Regions from separate parts of the Homo sapiens genome. Here region 1 is linked to region 2. The links are chromatin contacts, found by Hi-C in ENCODE. All regions are on one chromosome and are shown on one strand. The core of a region is the stretch at or near the end of the contact, and the rest is flanking DNA. Distances in the headings are between cores, read along the strand shown. Region 1 has its middle 100 kb from the start of LINC00583. Region 2 holds the start of MPDZ (multiple PDZ domain crumbs cell polarity complex component).

Region 1 (3,065 bases), core at 322-2,821, 750 kb before region 2:
CTTCTGTGTCCTAAGTGGTCACCAACTAGTGGGAGTGAAAGCAGGTAAATGGACAGTTTCTCTACCTGTACTATAGGTAAACTCAAAATTGGGAAGAGTACCAGTGGTCATGGGCAACTTCTCTACCTGTACTCCAGGTAAGTCTAGGATATTGGGGACATACTAGCGTTGGTGACAGCTGGACATCTTGGGTGTGTTGGTGAGCAGGATTTCCCAAGAAGAAACACCTGACTTGGGTCCAAAAATAGATGAGGAGAATTTAGATTTGAAATGTACTAGGCAGGGAGAAAGAGAATTTTCTAGCTGGAAGGAGCAGCCCGTTCTGAGGCCTGGATATGTGAGTGAGAGAATGGTGCATGTGGGGGTTCAGGTGGCTCCATGAGACAGGATTGGGGAGTGTGGAGGCAGGGATTGGCAGGAAGATAGAGAGGGACATGGAGGCCAGGAAGCTTTGACTGTTATGGGAAGGTATATGGACATTTTTTTCTGTAGGCAGGAAGGAACCCTTGCGGTCTGTTAAACAGGGAGAAAACATGACCATATATACTACTTGAGTAACCTCACTCTTAGTTTTAGTAGAATCATCCACTGACAGGAGAGCAAGACTGGATGCAGGAATCCCAGCCAGGAGGGTGGCTACCAACATGGCTACACCTGGAATTGCTGGGGAGCTGCACAAAGTACGGATGCCTCTGTTTTACCCACAGAGACTCTGATGTAATTGGTCTGGGATGTAGCCTGGGCTTTGGAATTTTTAAAAGCTTCCCAGGGGATTCTCATATACAGCCAAGCCTGAGAACCACTGATGTAAGAGAGGCAGAAATGAAGATACTGAAGGACTGTTAGGCTGGCTGGGCTTGGGCAGGACCGTACTCCAGTGCTTCCTTTAGAAAGAAATTTCTCTTCTTTTAGAAGCAGTTGGCAGGTCCAGTCTGGAACTTGATGATCAACTGCAAGTGGGGTCACAAGTGACTGTGAGGTGACCTGTGAGCCTATGAGTTTCATCAGTACAAAGCGCGAGACTTTCATTGATGGGAATTAACAGAATCTCAAGAATGAATTGGTCAGTGACAACTGGGGTTGGTGGAGTGGGGAAGGAAACACATAATATACTTAGAATATATGTTATTTCTGAATTAGCATATGTACATATAACCACTTATACATTTTGTCTAAATTTGGCTTTAATTTTCTTCTTCAAATTGATTGAGATTGGACAGAAACACTTTAAATAAACGACATTGCAAATTTTATATTTAGCCTGCCCAAACTATGGGTAATTTGTGAACAACCAAAACAACAACAACCAAAAAGCAGCGTTTATTTTAAACTTCAAAAAGGATTTATTCAGTTTCTTTCTTTTGTTTTTCCATGCATTGTTTCTCACAGAAAGCACAATACCACACCGCACACTCCACATTTCCCCCGTTTCTATTTAGCCCTTCTAAGAATTGCTCAGCCCGAGAACACTGAGAACATTTGGGCACGTCCAAATACCATGGACTTAACCCCTCCGTGCACAGAAAGGCTCACTGGCTTCTTAGCAGTAGCTTTGCTGGGAGCTGCGGTATTCCAACAGCCCCTAGTGTCGGCTGGGATGATGTGACTTGGGGGTTAAATGCAGTTTGCAGTTTCAAAAAAGAAAAGCATGATTTGTTGAAAGAGGCTCCTGAAGAAGAACATGTGAGTAAGAGTTTGCAACATCTGAGAAGGTGGGAGTGCATGCTCAGGGACTCTCAAACACTCGGATTTGGGCCTGAAATCAGGAGGAAGACTCTACTGGGGTTTCTATGACTCTTGTCAACGTATAAGCCTTCCTGTTGAAATCCCTGACAGTACTTTTGACAGCATGTTATTATCTTACAATAAAATCTGTCCCCAACCCCCTAGTCCTGCTGCCTCCTCTAGTTTCTAAGAAGGTGTGGAACAGTTAACTGTAGGGGGATGGATAGTTAAAAAGCAGATTCTAGAAGTTCCTGGTGACTTGACTCTTTCATGGGCTAGGTTGAGATAAAACTCTCTAATTTTGTTTTCATTTTCACTGGAGTTGAAGTAACAACAGCAAGAGAACGCCTCCAGGTTTACAGTTGTATGGCTTATTGTGTATATATCCTATAAAACCGAAAACCATATGGAGAATTCTGCTTTCTTGGCTTTTTGTGTGTGTGTACCAGGAAGTAGTAAAATGTTTTGAGATGCTGTTAAGTCCTTAAGTTACAAAATCAAGATTCCACCTTAAAAATTTTCCATACTATAGTTTGTTGCATAGCCTGGGGTGCTGACTGCTTGCCAAATATCTATCAGAGAGTGATTTATGATATATGATACGGTCCCCAGCCCAAGTGGAGACTGCGTAGTTGAAACATGAGAAAGGGGAGGCCTTGCTCTCTGGAAACCATGATGACTGGTTTCTGTTTGGCTTTTCCGAGAGAACATACAGTACAAAACGTGCCACATTTTACAGCAGTAAAACTTCTGTAAGAAACAAAACACGGTTCAGCTAGAAAGACTTAATTTCTCTTTGCCATTTGTTAACTGATGATTGTTTTCACTCCGAGTGGCTGTTGTTCTTTTTCCTCCATTTCCCCTCCCTGGCCCCGCCGCCGCCACCCCCCCCCCCCCGCTGCTGCTCATCTACCGAGCTCTGAAATAGAATCAAACAGCTCTGTTCTGGTAATTAAAATATTTAAAAATGAAATCTCCACTCCATGTTTTCAATATTTCGCGTGCGTTCCATTTTACTATGACTAAGAATGTATTGTGATTTCTGGTGTTTTCTGTTCTGCAAATGTTTCCTTTGCAGCTGCGAAGAAGTCTATCTCCCATATGGCTTTTAGGACACTTTGCAGTATGCTCAGATCAAGCAATATGGACCTGAAAAGGAAAAGAAAAAAAAAAGAAAGCAACCAGTCTCCTTCATATGAAAATCTCTGTGGCATTCTGGGTAACTGCAATACAAAGAATAGTGTGATGGTTTGGCTTTCAAAGATACTGTTAGTGGCATTTCTACAGGTTGTTTTGATTGTCTGTGAATGCTGAGAGGTTTTTTTTGGTGTAAATGTTTA
Region 2 (3,157 bases), core at 619-3,118:
ACATTTCATGCACGTACTTCCTTTGTATTTGAGAATGACCAGATTTGAAAACTGACAAGTAGAAGTGCTATTCAAACAGGAGGATCCCTTTGGAATTTCTAAGCAATAAGAAAATCCTTTCCAAATGGGATGCCTTGAGGTGACTCTATGACAAGAACACAAAAGTTATATGGAGAAATTATTCATTCTTGCAGTCGTATATTCATCCTATTTCATATGAGTGCCAACCAAGTGTGAAGTTTTTACTAGGCTCTGAGGATAAAATGGTGACTTAGCCCCTGTTCTCATGGAGTTTATGGTTGAAGAGGGAAGAGACATTGCATAATTACAAAATCAAATGCATATTTACAAAGTAGGAAAAATATTATGAAGCAAAAGCATAGGGTACCATAAGAATGCATCACAATGGGTTTATCGTAGTTTGTGGGAATCATGTAGCATCTATGGCAGTTCCATTCACTGGGACACTGAACAAGATGACCAGGCTTGAGCAGAAGTATCACGGCTGCATTTTTTTTTGCAATCTAGGTTTGAGACAAGCAAACAGGGAAGCCAAATAAACACTTGAATATATGGATAAATCTGAAGGTATAAATGTAAGATTCTGTAGGTACGAGATCATAAGCTAGAAGTGAAAATGTATTTAGAGGTAAGAGTTAAAAGGAAAAGAGGGCCCGTAACTGATTTTTAAGGAATTCCAGCATCTAAAGATTGGGGGAGAGGAGGCAAAGAAGACTGAAGAGTGGCCTGGGGACAGGGGCAGATCTACCTGGAAATTGATGTAGCTTAACGTTCCGGGTCCTTCTCTTGCCTGGGAGCAACCCTAGCAATGTGTTTACATGGGCATTTATTTTTTGAATTTTTCTAAAGAAAGATTTTTTTTTTTTTTTTGGTTAAAGCAGAGCTCCCAATTGTACAAGCTTCAGAGCCCATACATCCGCCCTTGACTAAGCGGAAGAAGCAAAACCAAGAGTGTGATTGCATGGAATTACAAGAGGGGTGGGGTGGGGAGGACTCTAGGAAGAGAGAGGTCAACAGCTGTGAATGTGTTTGAAAGTCCAAGGAATATGAGAAAAAAGTATTTTTATTCAGAATATTAAAAGAAATTCTTTTAAATGTTCTAAATTGGACTTCTGAGTATCCTTTGGTCCTATAATCTAATATCAGAGGGATATTTTGAAAAAGAGTTTCTTATGCAGAAAAAAATTCGTGGGACTTCCAAATTGAGGATAACAGAAAGAAAATCTTAAGTGGCACAAAATAGAAATGAATATCTGTTCTTCCTGGGGCCATGCAACTCTAATAACTTTTCCATGTTTACTGTTTTTGCTTTTTAATTGGATCATCAGACTAAGAATGCACCCTGATGTGCGAAAAGTTACTTAGAAAGTGAGAGGACTGCCCCCACCCTTCTGATTAAAGCGCTTCTCATAAGCATCCTATGCCATTCAGTAAGCTACCCATGCAGAAAGCATCCACAGGGCAGTGCACATAAGGAAAATCTGAGGAGCTAGAAACAGGCTATCAGTTTCCGCAGGTTGACAAAATCGGCAGATAAAAATACAAGACTGCCATTAAATTTGAATTTCCGATAAACAACGAAGAACTTTTTAGCATAAGTACGTCCCAAATATTGCATGGGATATACTTGTACTAAAATTATTCCTTTTTTTTTTTATTTGAAATTCCCATTTAACAGAGCAGCCTATATTTTATCTGACCACCTCACAAGTCCACTACCCACACCCCAGGTCGAGCGGCCCAGGAGCGAGTTTAAAACCCCGCACAGGCCTGCTCGGCCGCGTCCCCTGATTGGCCAAGGCGCGCCCGCCGCCCCGCCGGTCGCAGGCGTCACGGCAGCCCCAGCAGCCTGGGCCCCGCCACCGCCTCCGCGGCAGCCCCGGTCGGCGCAAGTGCGGCGCGCGCTGGGGGAGGGGGCGCGGCGGAGCGCTAGGCTGGCGTCGGGCCACCGCGGGATTAAGTTTCTCAGTCACGCGTGAGTGTCTGTGCGTTTTGATCCGAAGCTCCTCGCCGGGTCGTTACTTCAGAAGAGAAGACAGTGAGCGTGGGCGAGGCGAGGCATCCAGAGGCCCCGGCGACCCCTGCTCCCCAGTCCTCCGCCCCCTCGCGTCGCGGCCCTGGGCGGGCGCCGCGAGCCGGGTAAGCGGCGCTTGAGCCCCGGCCCAGAGGCCGAGGCGCGCCCCCGCGCCCTGCGCGCGCGCCGGCGGGGAAGGTGCGCGGGCGCCCTGGGCTCGGCGCTTGGGGGTGGGGGTGGGGGCGGGGATGGGGGTGGGGGTGGGGGTGGGGGTAGGGGTGGCGGCGGGCCGTGGGGCGGTGGGGCGGTGCGCTTGCCCCACCCCGCGCGGCCCGGCGCTTCGCGGAAGCCGCTGCTGTGGCTTTTTTAAAAGGATGGGGTCTAGAAGTTTCCTTTGCTACTCGCAAGTCTCCACTCCCCCCAGCCCCGCGGTGGATAATCCTAGACCTTTCAGCACCCCCGCCACCCCTTTCTTTTGCTCTCGCTGACTAAGAGGTTTAAAAGTTTTTCCTTTTCCTTGACCCAGAGGGGCACAGTCTTGGTGTCGGGGGGCTGGGGGTGGGGTGTTAGCCTGGGGGCCCGGAGCGCAGACCAGGCCTCCAGGGCGCGGGAGCCTGTTGCTCTCCCCTGCAGGGGCCGCTCCCGGACGCCCCATCCGCCGTTACGTGGTCCCGGGATGTGCGGGTTGCGGTAGAGAGTGGGCAGCAATGCTCCTGGTCCTGCGTTCTCGCCTTAGCCGCGGGGACCCCGAGGCGAGCCGCTAATTGGTACCGGTGCCCCGTCCCTCACCCCTGGCACCGGCGCCCTTTTAACCGCCGCTCCCGTTGGTGGGAGCACGTTGGTCTTGTCTCTCCCTTAGTCTCCTCACCCCCCGCGCTGATGGGCGTCTTTGTCTGCGATTTGGCAGCCCCAGGATGCCGGATGTTACCAGGGAAGCGATGTTTGGGAGACGCTTTGTGTCTTGCGGAGTTGCGCGTTTGTTGGGTGGTGATGGTGTACATTTTTGTTTGCGTTCTTTGCAGAGGCACAAAGGCTGGGCTATTCTTGCCTGCAGTCACATGGAAATCAAGCGGAGACTGCGGGGGAGGAGAAGTGGCCAGGCGCCGGCGGGAGGTAGAGGCC

Evidence for each region. Hi-C counts contacts between places; a loop is a spot of excess contacts on that map. Pooled maps may share reads with other maps.
Region 1: a loop to region 2 is called in a pooled map, with 5 times the contacts of the local background. The contact joins the enhancer-like site here to the promoter of MPDZ in region 2. A Hi-C loop is called at or near these places in 4 of 50 pooled maps.

What each region holds. Positions count from the first base shown.
Region 1 is chr9:14,029,762-14,032,826 of GRCh38, reverse strand. No RefSeq gene overlaps it. Among named protein-coding and RNA genes, the nearest start is that of LINC00583, 100 kb to the right of the region's middle. Within about 2 kb of position 1,571, at least 17 of the 41 ENCODE cell types and tissues checked have a DNase peak (open chromatin) inside an H3K27ac peak, as active enhancers do.
Region 2 is chr9:13,278,403-13,281,559 of GRCh38, reverse strand. It overlaps MPDZ (multiple PDZ domain crumbs cell polarity complex component), which reads left to right and starts at 1,868. Exons shown (of 47, transcript NM_001378778.1): 1 at 1,868-2,160. RefSeq lists enhancers at 2,245-2,960, 2,961-3,157.